Regions from separate parts of the Homo sapiens genome. Here region 1 is linked to region 2. The links are chromatin loops, found by intact Hi-C in ENCODE. Cell type or tissue: mammary epithelial cell. All regions are shown on one strand. Links, peaks and the distances in the headings refer to the core of each region. The heading gives the core; the rest is flanking DNA.

What was found. Hi-C counts contacts between places; a loop is a spot of excess contacts. Peaks named below come from ENCODE experiments on the same cell type or tissue, not always from the same donor. Only the 100,000 strongest peaks of a DNase experiment are listed, where the experiment ranks them.
Region 1: a loop joins it to region 2, with 7 times the contacts of the local background. A loop is called at or near these places in 34 of 110 quality-filtered maps.

Annotation. Positions count from the first base shown.
Region 1 is chr15:34,341,257-34,347,675 of GRCh38, reverse strand. NOP10 (NOP10 ribonucleoprotein) reads left to right here and starts at 4,540. Exons shown (of 2, transcript NM_018648.4): 1 at 4,540-4,656; 2 at 5,568-5,957. The coding sequence starts at 4,603. The coding sequence ends at 5,708. NUTM1 (NUT midline carcinoma family member 1) reads right to left here and starts at 4,361. Exons shown (of 8, transcript NM_001284292.2): 1 at 3,974-4,361; 2 at 1,641-1,734. The coding sequence starts at 3,979. RefSeq lists silencers at 4,508-4,607, 4,688-4,797. In mammary epithelial cell, for the core only: a CTCF peak has its summit at 4,434 (motif pointing left); a DNase peak (open chromatin) is centred at 4,515; H3K4me3 peaks cover 972 bases; H3K27ac peaks cover 996 bases.
Region 2 is chr15:34,239,739-34,244,913 of GRCh38, reverse strand. SLC12A6 (solute carrier family 12 member 6) reads left to right here. Exons shown (of 26, transcript NM_001365088.1): 16 at 842-940; 17 at 2,693-2,812; 18 at 3,577-3,681; 19 at 4,085-4,253. LOC124903461 (a long non-coding RNA gene) reads right to left here and starts at 1,788. Exons shown (of 2, transcript XR_007064576.1): 1 at 973-1,788. RefSeq lists an enhancer at 4,909-5,175. In mammary epithelial cell, for the core only: a CTCF peak has its summit at 3,355 (motif pointing left); a DNase peak (open chromatin) is centred at 3,353; H3K27ac peaks cover 2,353 bases.

The sequences.
Region 1 (6,419 bases), core at 2,915-5,414, 100 kb before region 2:
TTCACCGTGTTAGCCAGGTTGGTCTCGATCTCCTGACCTTGTGATCCGCCTGCTTCGGCCTCCCAAAGTGCTGGGATTACAGGTGAATTCCTCCTTTATTTTTAAATTTTTTTGTAGAGGCCGGGCACGGTGGTTCATATCTGTAATCCCAGCACTTTGGGAGGCCAAGGTGGAAGGATTGCTTGACTCCAGGAGTTTGAGACCAGCCTGGGCAACATGGCAAAACCCTGTCTCCATTAAAAATACGAAAATAAGCCAGGTGCGGTGGCATGCACCTGTAGTCCCAACTACTTGGGGGGCTGGGGTGGGAGGATCGCTTGAGCCCAAGAAGTTGAGGCTGCAGTGAGCTGAGATTGCGCCTCTGTGCTCCAGCCTCGGTGACAAAGGAAAACTCTGTCTCAAAAAAAAAAAAAGAAAAATTGTAGAGATGACGTCTCGCTATGTTGCCTAGGCTAGGCTCAGACTCCTGGCCTCAAGTGATCCTCCTGCCTCAGCCTTCCAAAGTGCAGAGATAACTGGTGTGAGCCACCACACCCCATCTGAGTTCTTCTTTAGACCCGAAGACTCAAAGCACTGATTCTCAACAGGTGAAAGAGGGGATATGGATGGGGAACTTGCATAGTTTGCAAATGTCCCCCAAGTGATTTTGATCTTACTTCTCGTTGAGAATGACTGCATTAAAGAAGTTGCTTCTTTTTCAACAAGACACACAGACCCCTATCTGCCAAGAAGAGACAAGCCCAAGCCATCACTGCCTCTAAGTGCTGCTTTTTTTTTTTTTTTTTTTTTTTTTTAGATGGAGTCTTGCTCTGTGGCCCATTCTGGAGTGCAGCAGCACGATCTTAGCTCACTGCAACCTCCGCCTCCTGGGTTCAAGTGATTCTCCTGCCTCAGCCCCGCAAGTAGCTGGGATTACAGGCACGAACCACCACATCCAGCTAATTTTTGTATTTTTAGGACATACGGGGTTTACGCCATGTTGGCCAGGCTGGTCTCAAAAACCTGACCTCAGGTAATCCACCCGCCTCGACCTCCTAAAGTGCTGGGATTACAGGCATGAGCCACCGCACCCGGCCCAAGCAGAGGCAGTTTATAATACATTCCAGCCTAGTTTTCAGGAAGGCATTTCTCTGCAACAGATAACTACAGATTATCTTTTCCCACTAAGGTCCTTCCCACCTTACCCTCCCATCCTCCATCCTCCACATCCCCTTCCCCTCATAAGCTCAAGCATGGCAAAATCCTAGAACAGGCTCCAGTTGCCTAAAAAAGACAGATGAACTTGGGCCTTCCCCCTTGAAACCTCTCTGTGCCAGTCCTAAGACACATACCCCTGATCCTCTCTCCCACCACAAAAACACATGCGGAAGTGTCCCCTGTTCAAGAGAATCAAGTTGCTAATTGCCATCCTTTCTCTATACTCAGCATGTGTCCTCAGAGACACCTTAATCTGTCCTTAAGGAAGTCCTCTTCCTTCCCCAGCCCCTAGTCTTAAAGGTACAATCTCCTTCCCTAGCCTCCCCAAGTGTGATACCTTTGACGGGGTGTAGCACCTCACATTCCTTTAGGTCAGCCCAGAGAGCTTGTCTCAAAGGATATGAGCAGGTACCAGAAATCCTCCTCACCACCTGCAGACTTACCTCCATCTGAAGCCATCCTCTCAGGTTTGGGCACTAACTGTGGCTGTCTGGAAGCCTCCAGAATGAGGCAGTCAGGTCCAGGACCCAGAGTAACCTGGCTCCAGTAGGTGCACAGGGATCCAAGGAAGGGAAGGTAAAGATCAGATCACACAGAACTAGAATACGGAACTCAAGGCATTCTGCTGTGGGGGAGGGGAGAGGGAAAAGTGGGGTGAGGGTGGGGACAGATATTCCATGAAGGGTTCTAGTAAGTATGAAAAAACCAGGAATTCCCTTCAAACTACAGTTTGGCAACACAATTGATGTTTGCCTCTTTAGGGCTATTTGTAAACTTTTTCTCAGATTCCCAACACATTACAGTTTTACCGTTTGGTTCACTACACTTCGATTCTTCACCAACATATCTCATTTTGTGTCCTTCCATCCCAGCCAGTTCTGTAACTGACTTCCTATTAACAGCAGGTTGACTGTAGACCCCTGACTTAATTCAATGATGGCTATATTTTCTGAACTAAATTCAGAGTACATTGGTCTATACACGTAAGGATCAAGGGAACTAAAGTTTAAAATTAGAATTGTCAGATGATCCAAGGTGCTCGATTGCTGTGTGCACATCATTTCCTTGGAAAGCTGTCCAATCTACTAACATAGGCTCTGTACTCCACAGACGCCTTACCCTTTGCTGAAAAGCCTCACTAAATAAAAAAGCTGCCATGCAGTTTAAAATTTCAAGAGTAGAAAGTCCTTCTTTTTGTTAAATTATTTTGGTTTAAACTTTAAAAATAAAATTTATCTGCTAAGGTTCCTGGCGACTATTTCAGGCCAGTAACTCCCAGAGCATCCTCTACAGCCACAGCTTCATCCAAACGTGGATTTCCCCCAAAAGGCCTTCCCTGGGGTTCATGGCATCTTTCTTGCTTCCTCTGAGATATCTTTTCTCTTTTCTAAAGACCTGAAGGCTAAAATCATCATTTTCCTTTCTAACAAAATTAACTACTTAGATTTAAATTTTTTTTTTTAAACAGAGTCTCGCTCTGTCACCCAGGCTGTAGTGCAGTGGCGTGATCTCTGCTCACTGCAAGCTCCGCCTTCCGGGTTCACGCCATTGTCCTGCCTCACCCTCCTGAGTAGCTGGGACTACAGGCACCCACCACCATGCCCGGCTAATTTTTTGTATTTTTAGTAGAGACGGGGTTTCACTGTGTTAGCCAGGATAGTCTCGATCTCCTGACCTCATGATCCGCCCGCCTCAGCCTCCCAAAGTGCTGGGATTACTAGGCGTGAGCCACCGTGCCCGGCCTTTAAAAAATTTTTAACAGGTAATAAATACATTAGCAAGGTTCAAAAATCAAACTGCGTAATAAAATACATAGCAATAAGTCTGCCTCCCAACCCTTACCCCTTTCTCCTGCAACTAAGTTCTCTATCCCAGAGGAAACCAGTATCATCTGTTTCTTGTGAATACTTGCAGAGATTTTTTATGCAACTACAAGTAAATACAAACCATATTCTTTTTTTTTTTTTTTTTTTTTTGAGACAGGATCTCGCTCTGTCGCCCAGGCTGGAGTGCAGTGGCGTGATCTTGGCTCACTGCAACCTCCGCCTCCTGGGTTCAAGTGATTCTCCTGCCTCAGCCTCCCGAGTAGCTGGGACTACAGGTGCCCGCCACCACGCCCCGCTAATTTTTGTATTTTTGGGGGTTTCACCATATTGGCCAGGCTGGTCTCGAACTCCTGACCTTGTGATCCACCCGTCTCAGCCTCCCAAAGTGCTGGGATTACAGGCGTGAGCCACCGCGCCCAGCCACAAACCATATTTTTTTTTCTTTAAGACGGACCCAGGCTGGAGTGCAGTGGTGCTATCTCAGCTCGCTGCAACCTCTGCCTCCCCGGCTCAAATGATTCTCCTGCCTCAGCCTCTGAAGTAGCTGGGACTACAGGCGCCCACCACCACGCCCGGCTAATTTTTCTGTATTTTTAGTAGAGACGGGGTTTCGCCAGATTGGCCAGGCTGGTCTCGAACCCTTGACCTGTGATCTGCCTGCCTCAGCCTCCCAGTGTTGGGATTACAGGCGTGAGCCACCGCGCCCCGCCAAACCATATTCTTAAAAAAAAAAAAAAAAAAGTGCAGGTTTTTCTGGTTACACAGTTAATATATATTCCAATGCTTTTGTCATTGTAAATAATGGCGTAACGATGATCTTTGTAATGATATTTTGGTTCTCATTTTCATTTCTTTAAACGAGAGTCTTATAAGGAGAACTTCTATATTCTTTTAAAAATTGTAAAAACTCCTAGAAGGTGCACTTTATTACGTTATTATTAGCTACTCACCACCATAAGAAAGAGCGCTGAATTTGCGGTAGGGACCTAACTTTAAATCTTGGTTCGACCGCTGAAACATGCTTCACCAGTTTCATAAAATAACTTTACGCTCTTTCGCTTTACGGAATATTGATACTCAACATGCATTCTTTACCGCCAACGCTTTGAAATGGAGCAGGGGAACTGGATGTAAAAGAGGGGAGGGAAGAAAACCTCTTCTTTCTTCCCTAGGGTAAAGGGGCTCTGAATCCTGGAGCCCTTGTTTCTTCAGGCATTGAAAACTCACTGCTCCTGAAATGGGTGTGTATCTTGAGACAAAGACAGGCTTCTATACGTCAATATTCTATCCACATCCATCCCTACCCCCCTCTAACGCCGTGTACCTAGCACACAGTAGGGACACTCCACGTGTTTTAGCCTGCAAAGTTGCAAGTAGGGCCCCAAGCCAAGCCCTGCTCTCGTGCGCCCCCTTCTGGCTAGCTGAAAACAAGGCAAAAATTGACTACATTTTCCGGAGTGCCAGGAGAGAGAGACTTCCGGTTATGCAGGAAGGAAATTGACGAACACGTGACGCGGTCGGGCGGACCACTGCAGACTGAGCGGTGGACCGAATTGGGACCGCTGGCTTATAAGCGATCATGTTTCTCCAGTATTACCTCAACGAGCAGGGAGATCGAGTCTATACGCTGAAGGTGAGGAGAGAAAACAGGGTGTAAATAGGCATGGCGAGAAATGTAGATGGGAGGAGTGGGTGAGGTCATACGTGGAGTTACCTAGCTGGGTGCGGGGAACCAGAAAGTCCAGAACCGAGGTGGGGAAGAACCGGGACCGCGCGACTCATTTTTTAATTAAAAGAAAAAATTCTGGCGGGGCGCAGTGGCTCCCGCCTGTAATCCTAGCACTTTGGGAGGCCGAGGCGGGTGGATTGCCTTAGCTCAGGAGTTCGCGACCATTCTGGGCAACACTGTGAAACTCCGTTTCTACTAAAATACAAAAAATTAGCCGGGCATGGCGGTGTGCGCCTGTTATCCCAGCTACTCGGGAGGCTGAGACAGGAGAATCGCTTAAACCCGGGAGGCAGAGGTTGCAGTGAGCCGGGATAGCGCCATTGCACTCACTTTTCCTTTTTTTTTTTTTTTTTTTTTTTAAAGACAGGGACTCGCTTTGTTGCCTAGGCTGTAGTGCGGTGGTGCGGTCTCGGCTCACTGCAACCTCCGCCTCCTGGGCTCAAACAATCCTTCTGCCTCAGCCTCCCGAGTAGTTGGGACTACAGGCGTGCGCCACCATACCCGGCTAATTTTTGGTTTTGGGGTTTTTTGTTTGGTTGGTTGGTTTTGTTTGTTTGTTTGTTGTAGAGACGAGGTTTCGCCATATTGCCCAGGCTGGTCTCAAACCATCCTCCCGCCTCGACCTCCCAAAGTGCCAGGATTACAGGCGTGAGCCACCGCGCTCGGCCTTTTTAAATTTTATATTTCTCTATTTATTTGTACAACTTTTTGAGTTGACCATTGCATCTTCTATTTTCATGTTTGCCCTTTTTCGCGCTGGCCCCACCCCATTTCATCACTCCTGTACTGACATACATTCTGTGTTCCTGGAGCAGAAATTTGACCCGATGGGACAACAGACCTGCTCAGCCCATCCTGCTCGGTTCTCCCCAGATGACAAATACTCTCGACACCGAATCACCATCAAGAAACGCTTCAAGGTGCTCATGACCCAGCAACCGCGCCCTGTCCTCTGAGGGTCCCTTAAACTGATGTCTTTTCTGCCACCTGTTACCCCTCGGAGACTCCGTAACCAAACTCTTCGGACTGTGAGCCCTGATGCCTTTTTGCCAGCCATACTCTTTGGCATCCAGTCTCTCGTGGCGATTGATTATGCTTGTGTGAGGCAATCATGGTGGCATCACCCATAAAGGGAACACATTTGACTTTTTTTTCTCATATTTTAAATTACTACAAGATTATTAAAGATAAAATGATTTGAAAAACTCTTATTTTGTGAGTTGTTGGAGGAAAGGATTGGCAGTATTTTTTTAAAGGGAGGGAGATGATAAAGGAGAGTACCCCAGAGAGTTGCAACAATACCACTTGGAAGAAAAACTTCAGTCCTGCTGTTGCAAGAGTGGTCATGTGCTGTTCATGATAGGAGGGTATTGGGGAAGAAAGATTAAGACTTTCACAGCTGTCAGCATTCACTGAAAAATACCTCTGTTGTCACTTAACGTAATTTCTTGTCCCTTGAAATAAGATTTTGATTAAAAATGGAAGAGTACTTGTAAAAGTAATAGGCATATTACAGACAGAGGTCAGTGAATTGAAAGTCAGAAGACCAGTATTTGCTTTTTGTATAACTTTGAGAAAGTTACTTAACCTGTTTAGTCTGATTTTTCTCCTGATTAACTTATCTTTGAACTCAAATTGATTTAGTGGTGGGCCTTTCTTTTTTTTTC
Region 2 (5,175 bases), core at 2,193-4,692:
TGGAACTGATAATGGATAAGGAAACCAATGATTCCCATATAGCGTGATGAGTGCCATGATAAAGGTGAACACTGAGTGCCCTAGGAACACCAGAGCAAGGCATCTAAACAGATGGAAACTCAAGAAAGATTTTCCGGAGGAAGTGATACTTGTATCTTGAAGAATAACTGGTTATTTGCTAAGAAAATAAGGGGTGAAGAACATTCCAGGCAGAGAATGCATATAAAGGAATTGAGGGATGGCATAAGGTAGCACATCCAGAGAACTGGAAGTAGTTTGGCTTGGCTAGAGTGGAGGGTACATGTTGAGGGAATAACAGAATAGAGAAGTAGGTAGACCCAGATCACAAAGGTCCTGGAACTTTTACCTGGAAGTAGTGGGTAATCCTTGAGCACAAAATGATAATGCTTTAGGATGATCAATCTTGTATAAAAGATGGATTAGAAGGAGGCTAGAATTGAGCTGGGAATGCTAATTGGAAAGAAGAAATGAGAGCCTGAACTAAGGTGATTAGTAGTAGAGATGAAAAGGAAGAGAAGCAGCTTAAGAGATTTTTAAATAGAATCCATAGGACTTGGTAAGTGAATTTGGAACAAGGGTAAGGAAGAGGAAACCTGGATTATCCTAAGAACAACTGGGTAAAGAGTGGTTGTGTCATTGACTGAGAGAACAGAGAAGGATGAACAGTTTTGTGGGGAGAGGTTTAAGTTTCCCTACTTCCTACTTAATCAAGGGTTAGTTGTCTAGAAACAGGCTTCAATACAGCAAAGGTATTCAGTTACTTAACCTTCAAAGAATCATCTTCCAGTAATAATCATTCCTCTTACTCTTTATTCTTCAGGTTTTTTCTCATGTGTTACCTCTTTGTAAACTTGGCATGTGCCTTGCAAACATTACTTCGAACACCCAACTGGAGACCCCGATTCCGCTACTACCATTGGTAAGTCTGCTTCTTTTATTCTTTTTACTCACGTTTGGAGAGAACCCATCTTTGAACTAGAAAACTAGGAGAGTCTGGGTTCTCGATAAAATTTTTTTCTTGGTCAGCCATTTCATACTGTTTCAACTTTCAATTCTTATCTGAATCCTCATCCTCCTATCCTATTTTCCTATATCACTTTATAATAACTTATAACACCCAATACGAATAGAGCAAAAGCACTAAATAGAGATATCCAGCCTTCTATAATTTTCAGGTTAAAACAACCTTCTCTTGCATGTTTATTTTCCTGTTTGTCTCTTAGGGTTACAGAGTCAGAGGTTCTAAATTCCAATCTCAGCTCTACTATTTCCTAGCTTTGTAACCTTCAGCAAAGCACATAACCATGTAAAATTTAATTTTATTCATTTGTAAAATGGGACTAATAAATCTAAAGTGCTTATCGTAGTGCCTGATACATAGTAAAGCTCAGCTCTCAATGAACTGTTGCTGCTGCTGCTGTTGTAGTTAAGTCTCCCCAGTCCTGAAGGGGTCATCATGAAAGATTTTTGGCTACCATCCCATCTCTTTCCTCTTATAGCTCAGAGCTCATTAATTATGTCCTGTATGTACCCGTTGCTACATTCTTCTTTGCTAACTTTCTCCTTGTTCCCTTTCTGTCTTCACTTACCAATGGTGGGCAGTGATGTAACGTTTACTGGGCAAAAATTAAAATCTTCAACTGATTTTTAATGCCTCAAATCCTCTTTCTAGCTTTAATGTTAGTTAGAAGTTCTTTATGAGGCCGGGCGTGGTGGCTCATGCCTGTAATCCCAGCACTTTGGGAGGCCAAGGCAGGCGGATCACCTAGGTCAGGAGTTTGAGACCAGCCTGACCAACATGGGGAAACCCCGTCTCTACTAAAAATACAAAAGTAGCCGGGCATGGTGGCACATGCCTGTAATCCCAGCTACTCAGGAGGCTGAGGTAGGAGAATCGCTTGAACCCGGGAGTCGGAGGTTGCAGTGAGCTGAGATCCCAGGTTCACACCATTCTCCTGCCTCAGCCTCCCGAGTAGCTGGGACTACAGGCGCCCGTCACCACACCCGGCTAATTTTTTGTATTTTTAGTAAAGACAGGGTTTCACCGTGTTAGCCAGGATGGTCTCAGTCTTCTGACCTTGTGATCCATCCGCCTCAGCCTCCCAAAGTGCTGGGATTACAGCTGTGAGCCACCGCATCCGGCCCAAAAATAATTTTTCTCAGTGAGTTCTGCAGTTATGCTAATAAGTATTTATAAAATTTTTAGAAATATTTATATGAAATTTTTTAAAAAGATCCTAGAGTTATTAACATTTCTGGCTGCGTGTCCCATCCTGGCTTTGCCAAGTAAGTATTAATTGTCCTCATAACTGCAGATGACTGATAGTGTTCCGTTATTTATATGGTTTTCCAGCAGTTGGAAACATCTTCTGTTGCAAAGGACAGTTTGGGGTTTAGTGCACATCTACCGACTGTTTCATGATAAGACAACTATAGAATTGAGAATAATCATTTAGAAACTTTTGTGGCAGTTTGACATTGCTACAGCATCCAGGCATGTGATAATTTTTCGAATAATTCATTTTTATTGCATTTTACAAAAGTTCTATTTATAATAGTTTCAAAGTTTTTAAAAAATAATACCTCACCACAGATAGTTTGAGAAGCACCTTTAACATAGGCTTCTTTTTCAGCTACTTTAAAAGATACTTTTTTGTTTTTAATTTTCTAGGGCCCTTTCTTTCATGGGAATGAGTATCTGTCTGGCTCTGATGTTCATTTCTTCCTGGTATTATGCCATTGTAGCCATGGTAATAGCTGGTATGATCTACAAGTACATTGAATACCAAGGGTGAGTGTGGATTTAATCTTGATCACTGCTAAAAGTAGCAAGACTAGCTAGTTTGGTTAGAGCCAGCTCAGTGAAAATATCTTAAGGACTCAGGTAACTTCATTTTCATAACTATATTTTGTACCCCTAATTCTTTAACCATCTTAATGATGCAAGCTTTTCATCACAAGGGAGATCCATTGAGAAAGTATGAATGGATCAATGGAAAATAACAAAGGACATTTCCAAATAATAATAATTAGTACTAAACAAAGTACAACACAAATGTAAATATTTTTGCTTATCTCTTCAGTCAAGGGGTTGTCTCTGAAATGAAAAAGAAATTAGTTCTGAACAACTTAGTAACTACTAAGACTTACAGCTTTCAAAAATGAGGACGAAATAACATTCTTATTCAGAAGATCACATTGAACTTTACTTTCTCTGCATTATTTTCAAAGTAACTTAAACTCCAGGTCTGTTATAATTTTCTAATCTAAATTGCTCTTTTACATTATTGTTTTGAACAATTACATAGAAGGACTGAATGAGTGACCCCTTCAGGCTTTATTGGGAACTGTTTGTGCAGTGCAGTCTGTTGGTGCTGTTGATCTACCTACATCAGGTTCATTATGTTAGTAAAGAACATTATGTAAATCATTAATCTGAGCTTTAATCTTCTACCTTGCACATGTGTGATTTTTAGATTCAGAAAAAAACTTTATTTTTTAAAATTATACTTACTATAGTTTAAATTTGTCTCTGCTCTTTTCTTTTTCTCACAGAGCTGAGAAAGAATGGGGTGATGGTATCCGTGGGCTGTCCCTCAGTGCAGCCCGGTTTGCTTTGCTTCGATTGGAGGAAGGACCTCCACACACTAAAAACTGGAGGTAAAGAAATCAACACTAGCAGTATTTGGCACATGGTTAACACACAAAAATATGTGTTTTGTTGATTTTAGGATAAGGAAACCATATGTGGCTCAAGGAATTGGTATAATGGACCTGTTTTGAACTATTCTAAATCCTTAATTTTTTTATTCCCTTTTCTTCATGTCGTTTATGATCAAGATTTCTACAATTTATTATTCTTCCTTGAAGACTGATCAACTTGAGATAGTACTGGGAGCATTCAAAATAATGCCCTTATCCTGTCATCTCCTGTGATCTCTTCCTTCTGTCAAATTACCTGTTTCATACAGATCTCCTGAATTAAAGGGTGGAGTCTGTCATTCTGTTCCCCAAACCCAAAATGTTTTCTCCTCCCCTCCAACCCCCACCAACCTCTTCACAGGCCTCAGTTGCTTGTATTACTGAAACTAGATGAAGACTTACATGTCAAGCATCCTCGCCTCCTCACCTTTGCCTCACAGCTCAAAGCAGGAAAAGGTCTCACTATTGTGGGCTCTGTCATCGTGGGGAACTTCCTAGAGAACTACGGTGAAGCTTTAGCTGCTGAGCAGGTAAGAGTCAGGCTTTTGAGGTATTGGAACTCAGTTTACAGCTTTGTGATGTTAAGTAGTAAGACCTCAAACTTCTACTTGAATCTTGTTCCTGAGTGATCTAGGAGGTTTCTCACTTAGTGCTGACCTTTGAAAGGACACTTTTTCCCAAATAATAAGATGAGCCAAAAATAGTTATTTATTATTTCTTCCTGTTTAAAGCATTACTAAATTATAAGATTATTAAGTCTAAACCTTATGTTCAAATATACTCCAAACATTAATCTAAGCACTGAGAAAAGTCATGTAAATAAATTGATCCCTTGAACTATGGAGAGGGTTCCTCTCAATCTTGTGACAACAAGGAGTAATGACCAAATTTTCTTCCTCTTTACTAATCTACGTGGTATCATGAGCAAGATTCCTTTGCCACTTCTGGTTAGCTGTATTGAACATTAAAGTTCTACTTTAACAAGGAAGTTGTTTTCACTCTAATACTTATTATATATGATAGAACTAATCCTATTGTTTTTGAAATGCCATTGTGTTCAATGGCATTTCAAAAGTTTTACTGTGGGGGGAGGGGGGAAGGATAGCATTAGGAGATATACCTAATGTAAATGACGAGTTAATGGGTGCAGCACACCAACATGGCACATGTATACATATGTAACAAACCTGCACGTTGTGCACATGTACCCTAAAACTTAAAGTATTTAAAAAAAAAAGTTTTACTGGATTTCATTTTGGAATCCTTTGAAATCCTAAACACTAGAAATGCTGAAGAAACATTACTCCAGAATGATGGTAAAAATTAATAAAAGGTACACAGGATTGAAAATCAGGAGAGCCTAGTTCTTAGCCGCATCACTGATTTAATCTGTGCCTTTGCAAAAATCATTCCATTTTCCATACCATTATTCCCAGGGTGGAGTAAGAGTAA